Linked DNA regions of Homo sapiens: region 2 is linked to region 1. A link is a contact called in ENCODE Hi-C or POLR2A ChIA-PET data. All regions are on one chromosome and are shown on one strand. Each heading gives the region's core, a stretch centred on a gene start or an enhancer-like site at or near the end of the contact. The rest is flanking DNA. Distances are from core to core; before and after follow the strand shown. Region 1 holds the start of IL12B-AS1 (IL12B antisense RNA 1). Region 2 has its middle 54 kb from the start of LINC01845.

The links. A loop is a pair of places that touch in the nucleus more often than their neighbours do. ChIA-PET counts read pairs that join two places held with the same protein, here RNA polymerase II (POLR2A). Pooled maps may share reads with other maps.
Region 2: a map of B cell shows a loop between it and region 1 (5-fold over the local background). The contact joins the enhancer-like site here to the promoter of IL12B-AS1 in region 1. A Hi-C loop is called at or near these places in 14 of 168 maps with a recorded cell type or tissue (B cell, CD14-positive monocyte, CD4-positive, alpha-beta T cell and 8 more), 34 of 37 single-sample maps with no recorded cell type and 18 of 50 pooled maps. POLR2A ChIA-PET finds 5 or more read pairs at or near these places in 15 of 52 experiments (B cell, CD4-positive, alpha-beta T cell, CD4-positive, alpha-beta memory T cell and 11 more).

Annotation. Positions count from the first base shown.
Region 1 is chr5:159,330,010-159,336,199 of GRCh38, reverse strand. IL12B-AS1 (IL12B antisense RNA 1) reads right to left here and starts at 4,682. Exons shown (of 5, transcript NR_037889.1): 1 at 4,160-4,682; 2 at 3,197-3,418. IL12B (interleukin 12B) reads left to right here and starts at 5,713. Exons shown (of 8, transcript NM_002187.3): 1 at 5,713-5,768.
Region 2 is chr5:159,409,139-159,414,954 of GRCh38, reverse strand. No RefSeq gene overlaps it. Among named protein-coding and RNA genes, the nearest start is that of LINC01845, 54 kb to the left of the region's middle. Within about 2 kb of position 2,559, at least 2 of the 41 ENCODE cell types and tissues checked have a DNase peak (open chromatin) inside an H3K27ac peak, as active enhancers do; they include B cell and CD8-positive, alpha-beta T cell, where a contact is called at or near this core.

The DNA of each region.
Region 1 (6,190 bases), core at 3,433-5,932:
CTGCTTCTCTCCAGCATTCAGCTGCTTCTTCTCTCCTCCCCTTCTCTGCTCTCTGCCAGTGGAGCCTGGGGTTTTTATGGGTGCAGAATGTGGGGGCAGGGTGGGCCATGGGTGGTTTGGGAAACGGCAACATTGGAGTGGGAAAACAGGACTACATGTTCTCACTTTGGGCCACAGCACCAGGCTTGAGGGTGGGTCTTTGCCAAAAACCCCCACTCTTTTCTGCCTAGAATTTCTCTGTCTCCTGTCCCTATTACTCAGAAGAAAGAATTTGACCAAAGGGCTTAAGACAGAGTGAGAGACCCAGGCAAGTTTTAGAGCAGGAGGGAAAGTTTATTTAAAAAGTTTTAGAGCAGGAGGCCAGACACAGTGGCTCATGCCTGTAATCCCAGCACTTTGGGAGGCCGAGGCGGGTGAATCACTTGAGGTCAGGAGTTCGAGAACATCCTGGCCAACCTGGTGAGACCCCATCTCTACTAAAAATACAAAAATTAGCCGGGCGTGGTAGCTGTAATCTCAGCTACTCAGGAGGCTGAGGCACGAGAATGGCTTGAACCCAGGAGGTGGAGGTTGCAGTGAGCCGAGATTGCGCCACTGCACTCCAGCCTGGGAGACAGAGCACGATTCCATCTCAAAAAAAAAGTTAAAAAAAAAGAGAAAGTTTTAGAGCAGGAACAAAAGGAAGTACACTTGGAAGAGGGAGGGTGACTTGAGAGATTCAAGTGTATGGTTTAACCTTTGATTTGGGGTTGCATATGCTGGCATGCTTCTGGGGGGTTGCCTCCCTTCTCCCCTGATTCTTCTCTTGGGGTGGCCTGCCAGCACTTGGGAGGGGCCACATACACAGTATGTTTACTGAAATTGTACGCATGTTCACTTGAGGCATTCTTCCCTTACTAGTTGAGTGTTCTTAGAAGAAGCTCATACACCAGTTAAATTCGACCATTTTCCCTCCTAGTGCTCATGCTTAAGCCCATTCGCCCAGCTCCTAAGATCTTATCCGGAAGCTGCTAATCACCAGCTTCAGGTGTTCTATCTATTGGGAGACTGCCTTTCCCTGGTACCAGCTGTGACCAATTATTATTTTAGAGAAACAGTTTAATAACCATCTGACCCTCACCTGATGGTTGCCTGACATTCCTAGTGGTGGTGGGCGGGGAGTGGCGGGGGAACCCTCTTCTGCCCTGCTCATGTCTGACTAGCTATCTGCCGTGACACTTCCACTCTTCTTTTGGTAAGAGCATGTATGTATGAGGCAGGAGGTAGAAGCTACTTCCCATACTCCTAGGCTAGAAGTATCCCTTCAAAAGCAACTGACCATTTGGGGGAAGAAGCCTTAGTTTTCATTATCCACACAATTGCCCTATTTCTGCACTTCACTGGCCGCACAAATCACTTGGACTCATGTAACAGACACATGTGACTGTATCCATAATAGGTTCATTGCCCATTGCACACAGCAAGTCAATACGCCGAGAGGCCAGGTTGCAGCAGAGAAAGAGGTTTAATCGTAGGGTCACCAAATGAGGAGACAGGAAGAAACCTTAAATCTATCTCCTTGTGGCATTTGGGGCTAGGGTTTTTAAGAGTTTGGGAGTGGGCTGATGTGTTGGAGATGGTTGACTGGTTGAAGAGTGCATGGTGAAGTCATGGGACAGGGTGAAGCTGTATTTTCAACCTGATCCCCTTTCTTTGTGGGGGTTTTCAAACTGAAATATGGTAGAATTGGGGACCTGAAAAACAACTTAAGTGATTCTTAAACAAAAGCGTTCTGATTGTAATGTCAGAGATCCCATCTAAAGGAACAATAGGGATACAAATCAATTCCTACACAATCTTATGACCCTAATGTCAGAAATCCTATCTACAGGAATAATGCAGATGCAAATGGTCAGGATCTAGTGCTACGTGACTTTGAGCAACAAGGAAGTGGGCCAACGTGCAACCTAATCAATGCTTAATTATAACTATATTCCTGTCCAGAACCCAGCATGCAATTCTTGTCAACCCTGTGAGGGTGGTTTCATGACTCTCAATGGCCTACCACTTTCCATCTAGTAGGGCAAACCTGCCTTGTCTATCACTTTCCTTGTAATAAGCCCATTCTCCTTGTCAGGGAGTGGTATACAGGTGATAAGTGAGACTTCATGAAAAGGCTATGGAGCTTGTAGGGCAAATTATTTGCTCCTAAGAGACATCAACAGGACAAGATAGTCTTTTCTTATCCCAGGTGTTATCAGTCCTTAGTGGATTGATGCCTGGAACTGCAGAGCTCCTTAGAAAACTAAGCCCAGGGCAACCTAATTGATGCAGACGTGAAATCTGTTCAAGTGACCTCTAGCAAGTCACTGCAAGTGACTGAATACAAAATAGACTGTTGCAAGAAAAGAGCAACTTGCAGAACAATATGTATAGTATGATTCCATTTATATAGCCAGATAGATATAAATACATAGAGAAGCATTCAGAAGCTCTGCAGGAATGCTGGCACTGGTAACCTCTGGAAGCCACAGGAATCAGGGCCTCAACATTGTATTCTATGTATATTTGTATTGTTTGAAGTTTTTACAATAGCATGCATGCATGTATTGCTTATGTAATTTTCTAAGATTTTAATTTTTATAAGTACACATGGCTTCTCCTTTATTTGAAATGTGTACTAGATGATCAAAGCATTCTTCTAGGAGAAAATAAGTTTTTGTGGCCAAAAAAATTCTTTAAGTTATTTTTGGTTTTTAGGGGGTTGCCTCCATGTCACAGCTTAATCATCAGACACATTAACCTTGCAGCTCAGCACGCCCTCTGTTTGTCAGCAGACCTTCCTCGCCCATAGGGTAAGCAATAGAAAGCTTATAGGTATCAGTTTATTTTGCCTGGGATCAGGGTCTGGATTGTGAAGTGGGACATGTTGATAAACCTCTTCTCCAAAATTAGGTCAATGGGCATTTGGCTCATATTACCAGAATGCTGGCTGGCCATGTACAGCCTGTCTCCGAGAGAGGCTCTAATGTGGCCCCCACATTAGAACAACCTGCCAATGACCACATTAGAACCTCCATTGTTAAAATGCAGGTTCCTGAGCCCCATCCCAGATCTGAATCACAATCTCCAAGCATCAGCCCCAAGAACCTGAATTTTGTTGTTACATGCAGATAAAGTACGAGAACCACTTCCTCCATGGGTGAACTGAACTTACCAAAATAGTCAGTCCCGAGGGGCAGAGATGGCGTAGGTGCCAGTTCTTCTTTCTCATCCTAGATGCTCAGAGTCAAATTCTTGGCTCAGCAATAGACAAGTGATTTCACTGTGGGAAGACAATTCAGAGCCCTGTTCCAGGCTCCTCACATTGATTCTCTCTGTCTTCTTCCACTCCTCTTTGTCATCTTTGATGTCCCCTTGTGAGCTACGAAAAGACTTTCTGGGACACGACAGGATAAAAAAATAAATAAGTGCAAGCAGCCATTCATTAAACGTTTAGCCAGGATGCTGCTTTAACTGCATCCCATCATATCTCATTAATCTTCACACCAGTCCTGAGATCAGGTACTATTATTAACCCGATTTTACAGATGTGAGGAACTGAGGCTTAACGAAGGTAAGTAACTTGCAGGTGCGGGTATCCAGCTCTCTAACTCCAGAGCCCATGCTCTTAAAACCCTATTACTTGTCCCTGGTGGAGGTGAACACTGGGGGCCCTTTCATATAGGACTAGCCCTCGGGCTGCAATCTGAGCGGAAAAGGGAGGATGAGGGCATACTTCGAAGCTTCTTTTGCATAACTGGCGCTGGATTTTTACTGAGACTTTACGTTACAGTTTTTTTTTTTTAATTTTCAAGGTGCTTTTACGAACACATGAATAAAATATTTGTGTCATTTTGAACCTTACTTGTCTTATTTTATGCATGTATTTATTTATGGGGGGGCACAAGGACTCATCTGTGGTGGTGCAGCCACTGTAAATAAATTAGTGAAACTACTTCACGTCAATTTCTGTTCAGTACACTTTAGTGATGGATCGGAGGAAATTAATACATGTTTACAAAAAGCCCCTCCCCCAGTTGTTACATATGCCTCAGAGATACCAGTTGTGAAAAGTGCAGGTGCACTTACACACATACGCACACACACCCCACAAATGGTATCATACGAAAAAACATACCTGCAATCTGCTTTGTCCACTTAATTGTATATCTTGGATACAGAACTTGTTTCACTGGAAGGCTAAAAGGCAAAGTCTGGGGAGGCCTAGAGGACACAGGGGATGGGAGGAGGCGCTCTGAGCTGGATGTAAGGTCTCCACCCACGGCCAGAGCACAAGGTCGGATAACCAGTGGGCCTGCCGGCTTGGCTGCCTGGGCCCTCCCCTGCCGAGACAAACGGCTGGAGGGAGGAAGTGTGCGGCTGGGAAGCTCCGCTGCTCTGGCCCGGGTTTCCCATTTCCCCCTTCCCGCGCTGAGACGGCGAGGAAAGTTAGCCCGGAAATCTGCGCCCGCCTAAAACCCGGCCTGGTCCCAGCCACCGCCCCAGGAACTTCCCCCACCGCAGGGGCGGAGGTCGAGAGCAGGGATGGAGAAGTGGACCTGCGCGGGTGGACTCCGGGGCGCGGGTGGACTCCGGGGCGCGGGGGGACTCCGAGGAGCGGGTGGACTGTGGGGCGCGGGTACCGTCTCGCAGCGACCTCTGTCGGCGGCTCTGGGGATGGCCCGCATCTGTCTGCGTGTACCTGGTATACGTGCAGGTACATGTTCCTGTTCACGTGCAGACTGGGCGGGGGATGGGGGGGTCCACACCGGTGTACACCTTTGCATACCTCTTAGCAACTTGAAATTCCACCACGAGAGATATCTTTATTCCGCTATTCCTGTGCATCTGCACGGAGCCCCTAGGGCCATAGATTTGTGTGCAAATGAAATGAGGATGTAGTCTGGGTGCCCAAGGGGGGGTGCCTTGAGTGTGGTTGTCTGTATGCCTCCCTGAGGGTATTTCACTTTCTGCTCCCATCCGCCCCTATGAGCGAGTACCTATGAGCACAGGATGTGCACATATTTGAGTCTTATTAGTGGTACACGCAGTTTTATCATCTCCCCAGGTCTGTGTCTGTATGAAATGTGCATGGGTGTGTGTGTGCACGCGTGTGTTCCCACTCGGGGAATGTGGGGAGAGGTGCATGGAGCCAAGATGGGTGGTAAATAGTATGTTTCTGAAATTAAAGGACTAATGTGGAGGAAGGCGCCCCAGATGTACTAAACCCTTTGCCCTTCATCTCATCCTCTCTGACTTGGGAAGAACCAGGATTTTGTTTTTAAGCCCTTGGGCATACAGTTGTTCCATCCCGACATGAACTCAGCCTCCCGTCTGACCGCCCCTTGGCCTTCCTTCTTCCTCGATCTGTGGAACCCAGGGAATCTGCCTAGTGCTGTCTCCAAGCACCTTGGCCATGATGTAAACCCAGAGAAATTAGCATCTCCATCTCCTTCCTTATTCCCCACCCAAAAGTCATTTCCTCTTAGTTCATTACCTGGGATTTTGATGTCTATGTTCCCTCCTCGTTATTGATACACACACAGAGAGAGACAAACAAAAAAGGAACTTCTTGAAATTCCCCCAGAAGGTTTTGAGAGTTGTTTTCAATGTTGCAACAAGTCAGTTTCTAGTTTAAGTTTCCATCAGAAAGGAGTAGAGTATATAAGTTCCAGTACCAGCAACAGCAGCAGAAGAAACAACATCTGTTTCAGGGCCATTGGACTCTCCGTCCTGCCCAGAGCAAGGTAAGCACTTCCCAAGCCCCTACCTCCCTCCCCTCCCTGTGGGCCTGCAGCTGTCCAGGTGTAGAAACCGTTAGTGTGCTACCCCAGCAGCTGGCAGGAGGGAGTTGGTGGATTCCTGGAAGCATCCCTGGTGAGTCATCTGCTGGAACATTAGTGAAAACTTAGTACTCTAGGGACCGATGTACAGTGTCCATTTTAAAAGCCACCTAATAATAACTGTATAGCAAGATCTGTGTGTATGCATAGTTTGTGGAAATGTTTGTTTTATCTTATTTTGAAGTGGTGTGTATTGATGTATAAAAGTATATTCCTAAATGTTAATGCCCATCAGTTAAAGGATTGTATAGAGCTAAAGTGAGTGGTGCCTGCCTTACTATTGAAATTTTTAAAAAGCCTTTCGTGCATTCCTTAAAGTAATTGGA
Region 2 (5,816 bases), core at 1,310-3,809, 81 kb before region 1:
GGGTGAAGAAAGGCAGTCCCAGCCTCTGAATCAGAGTCAGGTCTGAGGCCAAACCCCCAATTCTGCCATTGACTTGCTGAGCTACTCTCAGTAATTACTTGCCACTGCTGCACCTTCATTTTTCTTTCCTGTAATATAAAAGCTGGAAACTAGGTGTTCTCCAAGAGCTTTTCCAGCTGTAAAATTCTACAGTTCAAGGCAGCATAATTAATGGAAAAATCAAGGGCACAACCACACGGATAAAAATTCAGAAAGATAAACCTTTGGGAGGCTGAGGCGGGCGGATCACGAGGTCAGGAGATCGAGACCATCCTGGCTAACACGGTGAAACCCCTTCTCTACTAAAAATACAGAAAATTAGCGGGCGTGGAGGCGGGCGCCTGTAGTCCCAGCTACTCGGAAGGCTGAGGCAAGAGAATGGCGTGAACCTGGGGGGCGGAGCTTGCAGTGAGCCGAGATGGCACCACTGCACTGCAGCCTGGGCGACAGAGCGAGAATCTGTCTCAAAATAAATAAATAAATAAAATAAACCTGATTGGAAAAGGTTACAGAATCACTTGTACAGCATAAAACCACTTTAACTTTTTAATTTAATTTTTGGAATAGGTAACATAGTCCATCCACATGGGCTATCTCAAAAAAAATTAAGAAATATATTTAAAAATCTTCTCCCATACCTCATACCGCCCCTCTTTCCACATCCCACATGCAAAACTGCTATTAGGTTTTGCATGTAAACTTTCAGTTTCTTTATGCATATGCAAAAAAAAATTAATACATAGGCTTATTTTCCCCTTCATTAGCACAAAATACAGCATGCTATATATATTCTTCTGCATCTTGCTTTTTTTTCCACTTCACATGTATTTGAAAACTTTCCATATTAGTACAGAGAGTGCCTTCATTCTCATTTACAACTGCATATGATTCCGTTACAACGATGCACCATACTTATTTAATCACTCCCTGTTAATGAATATGTGAACTATTTCTGGTCTTTTTATTACAAGCAATACTGCAATGAATAACCTTGAACACATGCAGTTTTGAACATGTGTAAACATATACTTATCTATAGATAAATTATAAGAAATGGGATTTCTTTTATAATTTTGTGCATTTGCCATTTGCTTTTTTTTTTTTTTTTTTGAGGCAGTTTCTCACTCTGTTGCCGAGGCTGGAGTGCAGTGGATCAATCATAGGTCATTGCAGGCTCAAACTCCTGGATTCAATCAATCCTCCCACCTCAGCCTCCCAAAAGTACCAGGACTATAGGCATGAGCCACCACACCTAGATTTGTGCATTTGCATTTTTGTTATATGTTGTCAAATTGCCCTCTACAGAGATTATACCAGTTTACTCACCACAATCAAAGTTTAAGTGCGTCTTTCCCTCAGCCGCTTCTATACACTGTTATCAAATCTTGGGTATGGACCGATTTGGCAGATTTTTGAAATGCTATCTCAATGTGAAGGGGGTTTTTTTAGTGAATTTTTTTTTTTTTTTTTTTTTTTAGAGACGGAGTCTCACTGTGTTACCCAGGCTGGCCTCTAACTCCTGGGTTCAAGCCGCCCTCCCACCTCAGCCTCCTAAGTAGCTAGGGCTACAGGAATGCACCACTGCACCCAGCTTCAATGTGGTTTGAATTTTTATTACTCTTTTTTTAATGAATCTTTTCTGATGGTTAATAGCCATTTGTATTTTTTTCTCCGTAAATTAATACTTTAAGCTCTTTCTCATATACGTAAATTTTTAAAACATGCATACTGATTGTTTATAGCCATGAACATGCATAATGAAGGGTGGGAGAGAAACTCTAACCTCAATTGAGAGGCTGCTGCTGGCAAGGATGGCAGGCGGGTGGGACAGGGCAGACAGCAGAGACACAAAGGGATTATCGATGAGGGGGTAACATTTTATTTCTTTAAAAAAAAAGCACATGAAGCAAGAAAGAAAATTGAAAAAAAAAAAAAGGAAGCAAGGGAGGGAAAGAGAAGACAAGCTTTAAAATCAGTAAAGCTGGGCTTGAATCTCAGCCACAACACATGCTCTGTGGCCTTTCAAAGCTCTCATAACCTCTCTCATTCTCAATTTCCGCATCTCTAGGATGTAGAGAATTTAATGACTAAAGATAATCCATGTAAAACCATGATTAGCACATCATTGTTGCTAAACAGTCATATTACATTGTTAATTTGATTATTATTCAAATGTATATGATGCCTCAAGCCAAGAGAAAGGGTCTGGTGGCTTTTCCTGGCTCAACTACCTTTTTCCTGTTAGGTTTCCCCAGGGGGTAGCCTCTTGTTGGTGACATCATGCCAGCGGTTTCACCCTCTCTTGACTATTTTCCAAATGTCCTCCCCAGAGCTGCCCCTGTTGGTGTAACTGGCGTGACTGAGAGAAGCAAGGATGTGCTTGGGGTAGGGCTGGGAGGGGGAGTTTCCTCTGTGTCGCAACCACTGTTTCCAAAAGCTGTGACCTCTGTTAGCTGTGAGATTTTGTCTTCCTGTTGTGGCAACATCTGTAGAACCACATCCATGGTTTACCTGCAGCCTAAAACGCCCTGGCCTCGGAGGAAGCTAACACCTCTTTCTCCTTAGTTTGCATTACCTCAACAAGCAGTAGGCTGCCCCACCACACCCACCACACCCCAAAGCTTCTTGATGCCTTGTTTTTCCAAAGCCTCAGAGACACAGAAAAGTTATTCCTTTGCTGTAAACTCCTTTTATCAGAACAGAAATGATTAGAGCAATGAATTTGGTACACACCTTTTTCCCATCTTTGAATTATTTTCTGAGTTGAAATGGTTTCTATTCTTTTTCATTATTTTGATCCTAAAACATCAGAACACTAGAAAGGAGAGAAGAGACAAAGGAAGAAAAAGAAAAAAAGAGGATTGCCGAGGCAGAAAGAAGAAAAAAAATAGGGTTGAAACAGATGGTGTCCTGCCAGAGTCACCTCTTAGGCCCTGGAGACAAGCTCCAGAAATAATCTAAAGGCCTACGTTGGACACCAGGTCCTTCCTTAGTGGCTGAACCTTTGCTCTCAGAGACCAAATAGCTCTTGTATAGCTAATGCCCAGCTATAAGTGAGAGAATGCTGGGTGAGCTTAAAGGAACACCCCTTCTAATAACATCTGGAAGCTTCACCAAACCAGCAAAGACAATGTCCTTCAATTATAATTGCAGCGATGAACCAATAACCCATCAACCAAATCATGAACATCATGGAGAAAGGAATTACTGTTTTTCACAGAGGTGAAGATCGCTTTATCTTTGGCAGAACTGATCTGAAGGGAAATTGTAAGAGACATGAAATTTAACTTTCCTGGCATTTGTGAATATTTCTTCTTTTAATAACCTGGATTCCATGAAACCAGGAACCTCTTTCTGTAGCATCCCTTGCAGGCCTGCCATCACATTTACTGCCAGTGCCTCACCTCTCTTGCCTTCATCCAAATTTCCCTTTCATTGGCCTAGTTTTCTGGAGCTCTTTGCTGGGAGACAGACAACTGCCTGTTCTGAGAAACCATTCCATTCTAAAGTGATAATGGATGCTGCAATAGGTAGAATAATAACCCCTCCAAATATATCCATGACCTAATCCCCAGAATCTTTGAATATGTTACGACATAGCAAAGGGGACTGTGCAAATGAGATTAAGGTTAAGTACTCTGAGATTATCCCGCATTACCCAGGACAGCCTAATCCAACCACGAGTCCTTAAAAACGGGGTCAGTTTCCTTAAAAATGAGTCAGAGAGGTGAGAGGAAAGAAGAGTTTCTGACTTTGAAGATGGCAGAATTGGGCGTGAGTCAAGGAATTCGGGTGGCCTCTAGAAGCTGGGAATGTCCCTCAGTGATAGCCAGCAAGGAAACAACATCTCAGTCCTACAACCAGAGGAAATGAATTTTGCCAGCGACCTGAATGCGCAAGGAAAGAGATCCTCCCCTAGAGCTTTCAGAAGGCACATACCCCTGCTGACACCTTGATTTTAGCCCAGTGAGACCATGTCAGACCCACAGAACTGTAAGAGAATAACTTTGCATTGTTTAAACTACAATACTTGTGGAAATCTGGGGTGTTTTTTTTTTTTTCTAGCAACAGTGCTAACATGAGACTCAGTCAGTAGGGATTTCAGTTTGTTTTCTAAAGCAACCATTACGGTACAACGTGGGGGAAAAAATGTGTGCATTTTGGAGCAAGCAAGTTGTTTTGCCACAGTTTGTGGTCAGGTGTGTACACATTCATCTGTCCAATAAACATTTATGGAATGCCTACTATGTACTAGGCACATAGCTCCCTACACATATGCTTCCTTTTAGATCATATCTACATAAGTGGATTCAGTCAGCCAGCAAGTCAACAAATGTTCACTGAGCATCTACTATGTACTAGGTACAAGGACAACTCAATTGGGATTCACTGAAAGGTTCTTTAAGCTGTGTGCCTGGGGAGCCTGAGATTCCAAATTATGCAAAGTAAGATTGGAAGCAGACAGCACTGAAGTCTGTTTTCAGAACAGCTATGAGATATTGTCTTCCTTTTATAAATGAGAAAACTCATGCCTAGAGGGATTAATTGACCAAGTCACACCATCAGTAAGTGATGGAGCTGGAATTTTTTAATTAAAAACAAGTAACAGGGCCTGGCGCAGTGGCTCACACCTGTAATCCCAGCATTTTTGGAGGCTTGAGTCCAGGAGTTCAAGACCAGCCTAGGCAACATGGTAAAACCCCGTCTCTATAAAAAGTACAAAAATTAGCTGCGCATAACATAAACGCTTAACACAAAATGTACCATCTTAACCATTAGCCACTTTAAGCATACATTTAAGTAATGTTAAGTACATTCACATTATTGTGCAACCAATCTCCAGAACTCTTTTTATCTGGCAAAACTGAAAGTCTACACTCATTAAACAACAACTACTCATTCCTCCCTCCCCACAGCCCCTTCTAACCACCGTTCTACTTTCAGTCTCTATGAATTTGACTTTTCTAGCTACCTCATATAAGTGAAATCATACAGTATTTGTCTTTTAGTGACTGGCATATTTCACTTAACATGTTCGTGTTGTAGCAGGTCAGAATTTCCCTTGTTTTTAAGCCTGAATAATATTCCATTTTGTGCATATACCACTTTTTTTTTTTTTTTTTTGAGACAGTGTCTCACTCTTTCACCCAGGCTGGAGTGCAATGGCACCATCTTGGCTCACTGCAGCCTCGACCTCCTGGCTCAAGTGATCCTCTCATCTAGCCTCCCAAGTAGCTGGGACTATAGGTATGCATCACCACACCCAGCTAATTTTTGTGTTTTTTGTAGAGACAAGGTTTCACCATGTTGCCCAGGCTGGTCTGAAACTCCTGAGCTCAAGCGATTCACCTGCCTCAGCCTCGGCTGGGATTATGGGCATAAGCTATCATGCTCACCCTATATACCACATTTGTTTATCATTCTTCTGTCGATGAACACTTGGATTGCTTCCATTTGGGGATTCCATTTTGTCAACAGTGCTGCTATGAACATGGTGTACCAATACGAGACCCTGCTTTCAATTCTTTGGGGTGTATACCAATGGAGCTGGAATTTGAAAGCAGATCTCTCTGGCTCCGACACCCATTCTCTTTCCAGGGTGCCACACAGCCTAGAGGGAAATTGTGGCTTGCCATGCTGCAGCTAACCAGATACAAAACATTTTTTGCTCATATTCCATTCTACATGGATCAGATCAAGCTAGTTTTACTCTATGATTATCCAGTGATAAAAATACAACCTGATATACTGCACTAGGAATAAATTTCAAACTCCTT